Linked DNA regions of Homo sapiens: region 2 is linked to region 1. The links are chromatin contacts, found by Hi-C or POLR2A ChIA-PET in ENCODE. All regions are on one chromosome and are shown on one strand. Each heading gives the region's core, a stretch centred on a gene start or an enhancer-like site at or near the end of the contact. The rest is flanking DNA. Distances are from core to core; before and after follow the strand shown. Region 1 has its middle 230 kb from the start of LINC00460. Region 2 has its middle 300 kb from the start of SNORD31B.

Region 1 (7,375 bases), core at 1,886-4,385:
GTTTCAGTGAGCTGAGACGGCACCATTGCACTCCAGCCTGGGCGACAGAGTGAGACTCTGTCTATAAACAAAATAATACAATAAAATAAAACAAAACACCAGTGACCTAAATCTACACCAAACCCACAATTAAAATAAATAAATAAGTAAAGTCATTGGAATATTGAACCAACTTTATATGGAGTTGTGCCAGAGAATGCTCTTTCCTCTGAAGGAGGCCAACATGAATCTCCTCAAGTGCAGGGCTTTATTTTACATATAGAACCAACCATCTCACACGCCTCTCAACACCGGTTCCCCAACATGCCAATTTAAACTTTCATTTTCAAAGACACTAAATCAATAGATGCCCACTGAGCTTGTGACTGAACTAACTCCTAATAGAAGAAAACTTAAAAGGGTTGACAGGTGTCAATAGGTGCTGATTGACTTTTAAGAGATATATTAAAAAATGAGGGTGCCAATTTATTTTCTCTGCCAGTGACAAATAAGTTTCAATTCCCTTACAATACAGTTGCATCCCTTTCATACACCTTTTTGATTATTCAGGGTTTCTGTACCTCTCTCTTCTTCTGCTATTCTTTTTCTCTAGAACATCATAACTTCCCCAATGGATAAGAGTTATGTCTTTATCTTCTGCACTGAAGCCCACTTCTTGGAACTAAACAACATACCATGAGTTAACTTACTTATCTGGCAATATCTATTATGTTAAGTGTGAGAGCAAATCAAAATATTAAAAGTCTTCTTTATAAAGATAGTAAGTCACCTGGTGAAGGTTATATCTAAAACTATGCATAATAATGCGTGAATGTGACTCATATTAACATTTATAAATTTCTACCCTCTGAATGCCTATGTCTCCCCGAAATTTATAGGTTGGAATTCTAACCCTAAAGGTGATGGTATTAAGAAGTGATTAGGTCATGAGGGCAGAGTCCTCAGAAAGCTCCTTTGTCCCTTACACCAGGCCCCGAGGACTCCGCAAGAATGCACTTTCTACAAACCAGGAAGCAGGCCCTCGCCAGACACTAAATCTGCTGGCACCTTGATTTTGGAGTTCCCAGCCTCTAGAACTATAAAAAATAAATTTCTATTGTTTATAAGCCACCCAATTATAAAACAGCATCCAATTGGGATGCTGTTTTGTTACAGCATCCCAAACAGACTAAGATATAAATATACTATAAGCTCTTTCAGGGTGAGCGTATTATCTTTATTTGGGTTCGTGGAATTAAAAAAATACCTGGCACAGAGTAAGCGTTCAATCAACATTTGATTAAAAAAATAAATCAGCCATGTCTCCCACTATATGTTAAAGAATGACAGAGAATGAAATAACTTTTTTTCTGTCAAAGGGAAGATTTTTGAAGAATGTACAGCGGAAAAATCAGTGACAATATGAGCACAGAGCTGCTTGGCCTCTCTCTCATACTTGTCCAATTCCTCTGAAGATCCCCCAAGGGTCAGAGAGAAGTACTAAAGCTAGTTTGTATCTTGGGTGACTAAATTAATGGGCTATATGTACAGAGAACCAAAAAATAACATTTGAGATAGAAGTAGAAAATGTATAATAATTGCAGCTCTCTGCGATCATGGAAAACAATTGATTCAATCTTTGAAACGACTGATATTCATGACTTCTTTTCAAAGTAATTATTAAGGTCAGTTTCCTATAAATTATTTATGTAGTGAAATTCACAGGCACTGAAGTAATATGGAACTTAGAAACAATCCTATCATTTGCTACAGCTAAATTGCACCTTTTTAGTAAGTTCTTATATTTCCCCAATATTTAGAATTTGAACATCTTAGGGTGAATTATATATAATTAGGTGTGTCTATGTGCCTTCATTTTTAACCCATCACAGGCACATCCACTGATTGGCCTGTGATGTCTTAGACTGCATGTCACATCAAAAACCCTAGTTGAATTTGCCTCAACTGGAGAGAAAAGGAAAACCATTGTGTCCCATCAAGATGGTGCACCTTTTATCTTATGTCTTAGCCAATGACTCCCCTATTCTCAAATTAAGAGATCCTGACAAATTTGGGGTACAAACCTAAACATAGGTAAAATTTAAATTACAAATACTTCTACCTGGGGTCTTCAGTATTTTATAATTCCTTCTTAGAGCTAAGCATAATTTTAAGTGCTAATAATGAACAAAATTATCCTTATTGCTATTTTTATCCTTTTTTCTAATATCCAACTTCTAGCTGTGGGTTTTACATATCTGGCCAACAAAAAGTTTGAAGACTAATCACAAAAGCATGTATAAACACCAAGAGGTTTTAGCATGTGTATAGAATATGAATTTGGAAATGTTTACATATGCAAATATTTTGAGAGCTAGAATTTTATTCTTGGCATAGAAACTAAGGGTTTTTTTCTAAGCACATTGCTACAGAAAACCGATATCCTGGAGGGATTGTTTACTCGGAAGAGGCTTTGGGATAAGAGTTACACTAGCATTTAATGATGTTGATCTAATGTTATTTTATGGTTAAAGGAGCTGCAGAATTTTACCCTAAACTTTTACCTTTTATCTAACTGTCTTTTTTTTTCCACTTCTTTAATAGTAAAAAAAAAAAAAAAAAAAAAAAATTAAATTGTGGTATTATAACACAGAGTGCACTTCTTTCTCAGTTTCATTGATGCCAATGAAGGCAAAATGGAATGAAATGTCATACTGACTTGAGTCATTAAAAAAAACATGTAATTTTAGTGTTTAGTCAGTAAATGAATTCAATAATATTCACACACGAATCTTTGAAAGAGTCATTTGGATTGCTTTTTAATAAAATAGAGCTAAAGCCTCCAGCCCCAATGGCCACAGGTAAACCTCAAGGTTGCCATCAAAATGGGCTGCAGTCTCCAGCCATTGGGTTCTGTCATGAGATTTACCATCACTGTGTTTCCCTGTTTTGACTGATCACTAAATACCTGAGGTATTTTGTTTTATTCCCAGGCACTAATTTAATGCTACCTTTGAATGTTCAAAAAAAATTTGCTGGTTATGTATTTGATGTTTACCTACTCATATGTGAAAATAAATACTTGAGATTACATTTGTGAGCTACTGTTTGAACTGGGTTTTTCTGCAGGAAAACCTGCTCAACCGGTTTTACCAAATCCCTAGAAGAATGTTTTCTGATACAAAGAATGGATTGTTACACAGGACAAGATAGGTAATTATGAGATCATGAATAAGTTTGTCTTTCATTGTGAAAGTACATAAAATAGGAATAGAATGTGTGATTACTGATTACAGAAGTTCTTTTACTATGGAACTTATAAGAAAAAAAAAGGAAGTTACCTAAGAGGGCATTCAAAAAATGCTCAGCTTGTTGTAACCCAAGCTAATGAAAACAAGGAAATTTATAGTTAAGGCTGACTTCCAATACCTAGGCACCACAGGGTGTCTTTTAAACCACTTCCTTCATGTGGCCCTTTGAGTCCATGGATGGGAGGTCGGCTTAAACTGTGAATTTCTTTATTATTAGTTTCTAACACAACCTTAAAGTACTTTGAGTGTACTCTGAGACTTTCTGGTTAGTGCGTTTAACTTCCTCTCTTTAACAACATTGGTATCACCTTGATGGGCTAAGCTACCACAACTGAGATTCAATGATTGCCAAATGGAGATATTGCTCTAGTTTTAGTTCCAAGCCTGGTGGGTTTTCCTTCACTATGCAACACCACTGATCACCATGCATGGGGTTTTTCAGAAGTGACATCTTCATAAAATTTTTTTCCTGATATTAACTAACACACAATTTATTTCATAATGTTAACAAAACTTTTGGAAGGCTTTCAATATCCTTATTGTTTCAAAAACAAGTTCAAGAAAGATACCTTCTGTGTAAAATTACTGCTATGATTTACAAGAAAAGATCTTCTGCAGTCTTCTTTGTTAAGTTGAGAGGGTGAGATTCCATTGGTGACAGGGAGGAAACAACAAGGCTCCCCTTTCTCATTACTGTCCATTTGAAACCTCTCTCTACAGACTTTGATCCTTAGGTGGCTGCTCAAATAGGTCACATGGTGTTTCTGGTTAGATAAGGGAAGTCCTCCAGTCATTTTTAATAGTCCAGTTTCAGCAATTTTATTGTCCAACCAACGCAACTGTCAGAATCCTAAACTTAACTTGGAGTTCTTGTTTCCCTCCTTCTCCCTCCCACCCCTTGGGCCTGCTTTGTGGAGACCTACAGTGTATTGGAGCTGGGAAACCAATACCACCAAACTGTGGTCTTCATACATGCTGAACTGACAAAGAAGCCTCAAGGTCTCTCTGACCTTCCTCCATCCCCAACTATCTCTCCCAAAGCATAGGATGAAGTCATTCTCTGAAGCTCCCTTATCTGACTAAAGTCCAGACCTACCAAAGAAGAAAAAATTACCTCTGGTCCTCTCCATAAGTTTTCATTAACTGAACTAATTTCACAGGAAAGAGGACTAAAGTCTCTCAAACTTGAACAGACTTGTGTCACAAACCATTGTTCACTCTGTGGGCCCAACAGACTTTGATTCAGACCATCATAGGTTCTTCAAACTCATTGAATTCTCCCTAGGAATTATGTATTGCCCCTCAACAGAATTCCTCTTCTCCCCTCTCCTATAACCTGTTTTGCCAAGATCCAAGCCCCCATTCATTCTGTAACTTCAAGATGGTTTATAAGCTTCTGCACCCCAATGGGAGGTGGCTTCTTCATTCTGAATGCCCCTGTCACCCAAAACTATGATCAAATAAATTTCTGTGGCTCTTCTCCCATTAATCTGTCCTTGATGAGTTGATTTTCTAGCAAACCTCCTGAGGGTGAAAGGGGAACTTTCCATTTGCCTCTTATAAGTGGAAGCTTCTTCCTTTCAAAAACTTCTCCTTTTCTCACTTTACCCTGTCCCCACTAGGCGGCCTTCTGGCTCTTCCTGGATTGGAGTGGGCTTGGGGAAGAAGGAGAGGGGAGTGGACAGAAAACCTCTATGTTCTCTGGACTTTGCTCTCTGAACTTTGGGGCTCTTCCAGGATAACTCTTTTTGTCTTCGGATGCATTTGTGAGTTCTCTGGAGACACCACCTCAATGCATGTGTCCCATTATGTTCCTTTAATGAGGTCAACATTCTTTCTCTGGCTGCCACTTAACATACCACTCAGGTTCTGTATCAGTGACACCCCTCCAAGCTCTTTCTGCTCTTTCTGCTATCAGTAAGTGTGTGCTTCCAGATGGGGTCACTGTGACAATGACCTTCCAGCTGGTGCCTTCCCCAGGGCTCACCTCTGTTATTCTAGCTCCCCATGTAGCTATGGCCTTCAATGGGACAGGCTGCATGATTTGTAAGGCCCACTGCAAAATAAAAATGCAGGGCCTCTTGTTCAAACACTATTAAGAATTTCTAGGTGGTGACAAGAGACCATTAAACCAGGTGTGGCCCTTCTGGGTGTGGAGCAGTGTGTGACTGCACAGTCTCAGGCCTAGCTCTTCATGCTGTGACTGGTAGGGCTTCAACACCACTCCACAATGTCTCCTAAGACCTAAGTAGCTCCTTTGGAGCCCTGTTCAGTAAGCAGAGAGCCAGGAGAAACCCCCATGCCCTCTCTTTGGATTGAGGAGGCAAATGGTAAGTACTAACTTTCCTTAAGAAGAATGTGTTGAGCATACCAGCATCACTCTTTGCTACTGTAGGAGAGAAACAGTATTTTTCTCACCCATCTCAAGGTTCATGACTGAGGCCTTTACAATAAAATACAGATTAATAAGGGAAAAGCATAACACATTGATTTAATATAAATTTTACATGTGTGGCAGCCTTCAGAAATGAAGACTCCAAAGAAACAGGGCAACCTGTGTTTGTTTCTGCTTAGGTTGGAGGAAGAGGACAGAGTCGTGCAGAAGTAGGATTAGACAGAGGGGGATATGAGCTACCTGTAATAAACTGGGGGAGCTTAGCAAGGCCTGTTTGTTTAGAATCTTTGTATTAGTCCATTCTAGCACTGCTATTAAAAAACAAATAAACAAAAAACCCTGAGACTGGGTAAATGTGTAAAGAAAAGAGGTTTAATTGGCTCATGGTTCTGCAGGCCGTACAGGAAGCATACTGGCTTCTGCTATGCAGAGGCCTCAGGAAACTTAAAATCATGGCAGAAGGTGAAGGGGACGCATGCACATCTTATATGGCCAGGGCACAAGGAAGAGAGAGAAGAGGCAGGTGCTACATGCTTTTAAATGACTAGATCTCATTAGAACTTAATATTGCAACCAAGGGGGGTGGTGCAGAACCATTAGAAATGACCCCTGTGATGCAATCACCTCCCACCAGCCCCCACCTCTAGCATTGGGGATTACAATTTGAAGTAAGATTTGGGTGGGGACACAGACCCAAACCCTCAGTCTCCTTGGCATCTCCGTGTCTTCATTCCTTTCCTCCAAGTGTAGACAGGAGAGGACCCCAATGGAATAAGGGTCTTATGGGCAATGCTTCAGGAACAAAGGTCGAGGAGAAGGTGGGCTTCCTGTTTGTGCTGTTTCCTCATATGACAAGGTGCCCTATTTGGGAATAGCATGTCCTAAACCTTGTCACTACCTTCAAGGTGAGCCTTGAATCAGAGGTTGTCAAAAATCTTCTAAGCACTTGCCTAGTCTACACAGCCAGAGCTGTCTTCTAGCAGCTGCACCCAGATTCCTCTCCGGGAATCCCCCAGTGCACCACCCCCAGGCCACTTCCCTCCAGTGGCCATCCACCTGGCTCCCTATGGAGCATGCAGCCCAGCCCCCAAGCCCCAGCTCCAGCATGCTGCCTTCCACGACAGGGGCACTACAGGCTGTGGGAGCTTTGAGAGGGAGTACCAGGAAGGGGACCCTTGTTCTCTTCCCACTGAGAAAAAGCAATTATGTGACCTGCTTTAGAATCTAGATGCCACCATGTTGTGACTACAGAAGTGAAATCAAGGCCTAGAAGTAGGAAAAAAAGGCTGAAAGCTGATGATCTCTTCCGATCCGCTGCACCCAGACCACACAGCTCACAGTCAAACGAGTCAGAGGATCCCCTTTTTGCTTAAGCCAGTTTGAATTAGGTTTCCTTTAATTTACAGAAAGGATCTTAACTATTACATTTATCAATACTACCCTTTTGTATTTCATCATTTCTGTTTTATTCCTAAGTGATAATAACTGTAAATATGAACTTTAAAATATATTAAAATACCATGAGCCTGGGTGACATGGAGAAACCGTGTCTCTACAAAAAAAAAAAAAAATACAAAAGTTAGTCGGGCATGGTGGCATGCACCTGTAGATCCAGCTACTCAAGAGGCTGAGGCGGGTGGATTGATTTGATTATGATCATGTCCCTGCACTCCAGCCTGGGTGACAAAAG
Region 2 (7,375 bases), core at 2,886-5,385, 880 kb after region 1:
CCGTGAAATCATTGACTTGGTGTGATATAGGCGTAGCCTCACCAGATAAAAGGCCCTGGCTTTTATATGGCTTTTCTTTTTCTTTTAAACACTGTAAAACAACACTAGTTGTGGGGAAGGTCAGACTGATTCTGTTCTACAGCAGAAAAGCCTGTTAAAAAACACATTAAAAGAAACGCTTTTTATTATTTTCTCACCCGTTTGGCTCTCAGCTGACAGGCAAAGTCTTAGAGCATCTGCTAAGTGCTTCACAGAATAACTTAGAAGCAATTGTGAGCACTCATTGTTTGAATGTAAATTATGGCTAGAATGGCCTAACAAGAATTTCTTGACCTTTACTGCAAAAAATGCTCAATAATTACCCTTCATTTTCTTAGAAAACCCATTTTCATATAGCTTGCTATTAAATACACTATGTCCAGGCTCCCCTTACGATTCTGTTACTTATGTTAATAGCATTTAGTCAGCTCCTGTTTACCTGCATTTGTTCATTCATTCATTCACATTCATTGACTTTTGATCATATCCCAGGTTATGAGCTGGACACCAGGGAATAGCAAGACATGGCTTCTGCCTTCAATAAGTTTGCAGTCTAGGAGAGGAGAAAGACAGGCAGACCAGCCATCACAGTGTGGTGCAATCGATTTCCTAACAGATGGGGGAGGAATATCAAAATCATTCCCAGAGTCAGGGTAAGCCACCCTGAGGAAATGATGCTTGAATTAAGGTTTGAAGGATGAAAAATCACTGGTCCTGTGAAGAAGGAGATAATGGCTGGGGTTCAAAGTGGTAGACTGGTAGAAGGAAGACCAGAAGAATGGGAAGGGCCAGCACCTTTATAGTACACCATACCCAACCAGTAGGCCTCTTACTGCTGTATTGTAATAGCCTTTTAACTGGCTTCCTTCACTGCAGTTCCTTCCCCTACAATGTATTCTGCACTCTACAACTGATTTTAAGACCCCAAAGCCTTTGTTCTCATCTATAGTTTCCCTCAGTTATGGAAGATACATATTATTCTGCCAGTGGAGATCCTGCTTGACTATGCCCCATCTCCCTTTCTCCCCTCATCTTCTCATCTAACCTATGGATTATATGCATCACCAAAGCTGGTCTATTGGCTGACCCTGCTTCTGTTATAGGAGTTATTAAGAAATTATTTTAGGCAGATAAAGAGGTAAAGGGGTCCTTGGGAAGTTTTTGTTTATTTTAAAGCAGCTCCAGGAACATTTCTTGTCTACCAGGAAAGCCCCAGCTCTTGCTGGGCTGGAAAGCTCCAGAAACATTTCTTGTCTACCAGGAAAGCCCCAGCTGTTGCTGGGCTGGAAAGCTTTGATATGCAAATGCAGGCCATTAGAAACTGGGTCCACCCAAACATGGCTCCCTTCATCCTCCTCTTGCCCTTGCCCCCACAGGTGCCTGGCAACATGGCTGCCCCCACATATCCCTATGTGTGTAGAACATCATGGCGCCCTGCATTTGCATATTAAAAGGATAGGGTGGGAGGGCCAGGTTTTTCCACTGGCTACATGAGTGACATGCCTGGTCAAACCAATCCCCTGAGCCCTATGCAAATCAGACACCACCTCCTCCAGCTTCATCGTATAAGCAGCCACTTATTATTTGTCAACAACATGCGAAAGGCTCTTTTCTTTATGACCCTGTGGGAGAGTTCAGAGGATCAGAGTATGGATATGTGGCCACAAGCATAAAAATCTAGTTCCCTGGATTGACCTTGAGCAATTAGTCTAATATCATTTCTTTACATGACCTTAATGATTATTCAGTTACAAAATAATCTTTCCTTTGCTTAAGTTTGTAAGTTTGTAACTTTGCTTAAGTTTGTATTTCCTCTCGCACTAGGGTTTTCTCTTTGTTTGAGTCACCCCTCCCTCTGTCTCTATACAGGGGAGCTGTTTTCTTCTTCCTTGCTGCTCTCTTGCCTGTTAAACTTGTCGCTCCGCTCCTTAAAACCCCTCCACATGTGTCCATGTTAATCCTATCAGTGCAAGACCAAGAACCCTGGTGTTCCTCCAGCCATCGGAGCCGTAACACTTCTACTTTTTCCTTATTTTCTATTAATTACCCTAAAATATGCATGAAAGAGAGCAGAGATCGTTAAACATGCCAATTCCTTTCCCTAATCTCAAGTAAAATTTTTGCTGTATTGTACCCAATCCCTAGTACCATCCTCCCGGTTCAGGAAAGAGACATTATTGTTTTCTTCCTCTCCCTGCACGATACTGTAAGTGTTCCCAGTGGATTTGTCTTCTCACTGTGTGTGCACACATACACACGCTCAAAGACGACTGCATGATTTCACCCATTTGTGTGGCTTCAATTACTACATAATGACTGGTGACTCTAAGACCCAAGAGCTCAAGCTGCATTTCCAGCTGTTCCCTAGACACACCACCTTATTTTTAGGAACACGTTTGAGACTAGAGTTAGTCTTGCTTTTCAGCTCGAAGGAAATAGGTTTATGCACATGTGTGTTGGTGTGTGTGGACATCTCTAATTTGATGAAAATGGATTCATCCACCACTGTTCACCCAGGAATAATGGTCATCAGTGGCAACTGTGTCCTGAGAACATAATGCTGCACATTTTCTCTCTCCTATCTCATATAATCCCCATAACAACCCTGTGTGGTAGGCATGATTGTTATCCTAATTTTATTAATAACTAATTAGTCTTAAAGAGACTAACTTATTATTTCCTCAAGGTCATGTACCTCATATTTAGCAGAATCAAGTCAAAAACACAGGTCTAATTATATTTCAAAATCCTTGTTTTTAAATGTTGCACCATACTGCTCTCTCAAATATCTGTGCTATTTTTTGTTTGTTGGTTTATTTTGAAGCATTCAGAAGTGATCTCTGTTCATCTTATTCTAACTCCTATGGGTAAATATGTTGTTTATCTTCCTGTTTTGCCAACTAGAAACTAGAGCACAAGGAATATGAGGAGGGGTTTTTGAAGTCAGCGTGTTGACACAGTGAATGCCAGAACCAGGAGTTAAATGCAAATTTAGGAACGTACATGATATGGCATCATGAAATAGCACAGACTACAGAAATAAAATAAAAACAAAATGACTCTAACTTCTTATATATTTGAATTTTCATAAACTTGGAAGACTATAATATTGATAGAAAAAAGTATTTATTTGATCAAATACAGTTTTTCTAAGCTCACAGAAGCAAGGACAATTCTCAAAAGAATTGAGAGAGCTTGCCTTTTTCTTTTCACTATTATTTTTGCGTGGGCATTCTTAGGAAATATTTACTTTGAGTACATTATAAAGCCACAATTTTTTATGATCTGTCATCTGTGATGACAAAATGAAATATTACTGCAAAATTTCTTTTTTCCCTAAAATGACAGCTAACAGCTGAGACAGCTCCCACGAAAAGGCAGATAACCCAGACTTTAAATGTCAGAAAAAGCAAAAAACTAACTTATGAAAATGCCTTACAAACTTAAGCAAAGGAAAGATTATTTTGTAACTGAATAATCATTAAGGTCATGTAAAGAAATGATATTAGACTAATTGCTCAAGGTCAATCCAGGGAACTAGATTTTTATGCTTGTGGCCACATATCCATACTCCGATCCTCTGAACTCTCCCACAGGGTCATAAAGAAAAGAGCCTTTCGCATGTTGTTGACAAATAATAATAAAAAAGTATCTAAAGAAGTAACCCAAATGAAAAAATAACAGAAAGATGATAAAATGATAAATGCTGGAGTTGAAGAAACTTCTGTCGTGTTGGGTGTAAAAGTCATTTATGGAAAAAGTTTCTAGTTATTTTCAAAGACTGGTGCAGTGTGTCATAATTTTCTCCCAGAAATGACAGAGTCAAAAAATGTACTTAGTAGCTAAATATAGTACTTTATCAGCATTTGCATTATTTCTGTTCCCAAAGGAAAAACTATTAAATTTCCCCAACTTAATACCCTTTGCCATCTATTGCTTCCAGAACATTCCAGACAAGTGCTGGTTGAACCAGTTGTGCTTGTTCCTTGGATTTCAGCCAAATGTCCAGTCACTAGTTGATGCTTTTGACATTCTAGGCTGGGACTGAGAGTCTCTGTTGACTTCTATTCTTGTGTGATTATTCAGACTGCTATGGGCTAAGGCCCGAAGCCATGGCAAGTTGCCCCTGCTGCTTCAGGAATGACACCTCACTCAGAGCTAGTTGTCTTATGAGTTCTCAGCCACCATTTTCAATACAGCTTAATAGATAACTCTACAGCTTTGCATACAGTTTGTAACCAAATTATCCTTAGATAAGATGTTTTGTACTTCCTGACTCTCATTTTAAAGTCTTGTCTGTCTATTTTGATTCTTATACACACAGTCCCATTATGCTGTATGCAATATCATGTTATCAATTTGACATGTGTTTTAAGAAGAGGTGGCAAAATTTTTCTTGAAAGCTGTTCTTGAGTCTTTTCTTAGAAATACTGAATTTAGATACTGACTAATAAATAAAAACCCTCAATGTCCTTTCTAAAGTAGTTTGGGACCTAGAACTGAAAGAAATGTTGTAAAAGTTGTTATAATGTAAAATTAGCGAGGTAACATTTGATTGAAACATCTTTCTAAAACAATCATCAAATCAAATTAAATATGGAATGTAAGAATTCAATTTCACAAAAGCTTAAGTTTTGGGCACATATACACCATGGAATACTATGCAGCCACAAAAAACGATGAGTTCATGTCCTTTGCAGGGACATGGATGAAGCTGGAAACCATCATCCTGAGCAAACTATCACAAGACAGAAAACCAAACACTGCATGTTCTCACTCATAGGTGGGAATTGAACAATGAGAACACTTGGACACAGGGCGGGGAATATCACACATAGGGGCCTGTCATGGGGTGGGGGGGCAGGGGGAGGGATACCATTAGGAGAAATACTTAACATAAATGACGAGTTAATGGGTGCAGCAAACCAACGTGGCACATGTATACCTATGTAACAAACCTGCACGTTGTGCACATGTACCCTAGAACTTAAAGTATAATAATAATTTTTTAAAAATTATCTTTCATAGTTAATTATCACTTCATAGCTAAAATGTCAGTCATGATGCTGATACATGAAATTCTTGCTACCTGAGTTTAGAAAACAATCACCTGAATAGCTATGGTCATTAAAAAGAAAAAGTGAGTCCTCACATGTAATTGATGCACACTGCTTATACACATTAGGTTAGTGATTACTATTGTTTTTCCTATTTGATTCATTTGGGAAATTTGACCAATGGTAGCAAATTTCTCCTTAGAAAGTTTCTCATTTGAAATTGACCTTATCTTTTTTCAAAGATAGTGGAGTTCCATGGGCTAATCAGCAGTTCAAGCCATTATCTCCCAATTCCAAAGTCAATCACTTGTGATTCTGCTACCAAAACTCTCTGGTTTCCAGCCGTGGAAAGCTCATCCTCTGAGGGGAATCTTTCTTTACTGCCTCAGGGAAAACGTGAAGCTGACTTAGTTCTGGAGGCCTCCCTTTGTGGCCTTCATAGCAACATGGCAACAGAAGTTAATCATAAAATGCAGACCACATGGTCAATTTCTAACCAAGAGAGATGAATTCATTTGAGAAGTTCAAACTAGACATACCCCTAGCTACTGATACAGTAAATAGCAGGATTTAGTCACATTTAATTCATCAAGGCAAAATGATGACAACCATTTATCAAGAAACATCTATGTTATGGATGTTGTGTACACATCGTCTGGAATTTTCAAGACATTTTATTAAAGCACTTGGTATTACACCTTCTTCATATATGGGCAGATAGGGTCAGAAAGGTATAAGTAACTCGCTCAAAATCACATCTTTGTCACATCTAGTGACTTGTCGAGGTAGGATTTAGTCCCAGGACTGGATTGATACAAAGGCCAACCTCACAAACACTCCTGATCACACCTCAAAATTTAAGTGGTTAGATGGTTATATAGTTAGGGTTTTCTTCAGAAGCAGAATATGAGATGTGTGTGTGTGTGTGTGTGTGTGTGTATTGTGTGTGTATATAATATATATACATAGTGTGTATGTATGTGTATATATATATAGTATGTGTATATACATATATATATTGTGTGTGTGTTTAGAGAGAGAATAGTTTAACAAATTGGCTCGTAGAATCTATAGAGCAGGCTGAAGACCCAGGGAAAGTTTGCCATCTGGAGGCAGAATTCCTCCTTCCTCAAGGGTAGGTTTGTCTTTTCTCTTAAGGCCTTCAACTGATTGAATGAGGCCCACTCACATGATGGAGGGGAACGTACTTTACCCAAAGGTTACATAGTTAAGTGTAAATCTCATCTAAAACGTATCTTTTCAGAAACATCTACATTGGTGCTTAACCCAAAATTCTGTACCATGGCCTAGCCAATTGGACACATAAAATTCATTATCACAATGTAGTAAAATGTCAAGAGTCTGATTGGTAATTGATGGTTTGGGGGTCTTTCCAAGGTTCTATGATTTCATTGTTCTACACATGAAGGGAAATGCTGGAGTGGATGATTATAACCAAAGGAGACACATAAGTGTCCTCAAAGAGTTCACTATCAAATAAGGCAATTGATATGCGCATGAAGAAGTTGTATTAAAGGTAAAGTTCATGCAGTGGCTTTCTTGATCTCTTATAAATAGATTGTGGACATTTGCCAATGGTTTTCGGTCTTCACCCTTTCCTGAGCTATAGCTGCTAGCCATTTTTCAGGATAAGGAAGCAGAGATCACAAAGGTCAGTACCATAAGTCAGTATGACTGAGGGTGAACTGAGAAGTGTTATCTCCCTCCCCATCCTTTTCCTGCTGTCTCAGTTTCTGCCTCTGTTTTGCGAGTCCAGTGCAGTTGGTTCAAATGAATGATTCTGGGCATGCAGTCAACATTTGTGTGTAACTCCGCCCTAGATTTCTAGTGGAGCGGCAGAGCTACTTAGTGGTCGAATAGGGACCCTCCTCTTTTAGACCGTATGATTTCATTGTCCGCTCAGTTCCAGGCAGAGAACCTGGGGCGTGGTTAGTGGGGAAGAAGATATTGCTAAGAGGAGATCAACTCTACCAACCCTGGTACAGCTGATGAGACCAACATCTCAGACAGTTGTTATTCATATCCGTGATCTAACATTGACCTGTTGTGCCTCCAGTGAAAAGCGTTTTGCTTGTTGTCTGGGACCCCATGAAGAAACCTAATCTGAGAGTAACACTGCGTGTGAAGTGTAAAGTCAATTTACAGCAAATATGATTAATATGCTCCCCTACCCTTGCCTGCTCCAAAATTATTCTTCCAGGAAATCTCATTAATGGTTGAAAAAAAAAGATTCTCTTTTATTTCTAACCAAATGTATT

Evidence for each region. A loop is a pair of places that touch in the nucleus more often than their neighbours do. ChIA-PET counts read pairs that join two places held with the same protein, here RNA polymerase II (POLR2A).
Region 2: a map of posterior vena cava shows a loop between it and region 1 (15-fold over the local background). The contact joins two enhancer-like sites. A Hi-C loop is called at or near these places in 1 of 168 maps with a recorded cell type or tissue (posterior vena cava). POLR2A ChIA-PET finds 5 or more read pairs at or near these places in 1 of 52 experiments (WTC11).

The regions. Positions count from the first base shown.
Region 1 is chr13:106,141,241-106,148,615 of GRCh38, forward strand. No RefSeq gene overlaps it. Among named protein-coding and RNA genes, the nearest start is that of LINC00460, 230 kb to the right of the region's middle. Within about 2 kb of position 3,136, at least 7 of the 41 ENCODE cell types and tissues checked have a DNase peak (open chromatin) inside an H3K27ac peak, as active enhancers do.
Region 2 is chr13:107,022,101-107,029,475 of GRCh38, forward strand. No RefSeq gene overlaps it. Among named protein-coding and RNA genes, the nearest start is that of SNORD31B, 300 kb to the right of the region's middle. Within about 2 kb of position 4,136, at least 5 of the 41 ENCODE cell types and tissues checked have a DNase peak (open chromatin) inside an H3K27ac peak, as active enhancers do.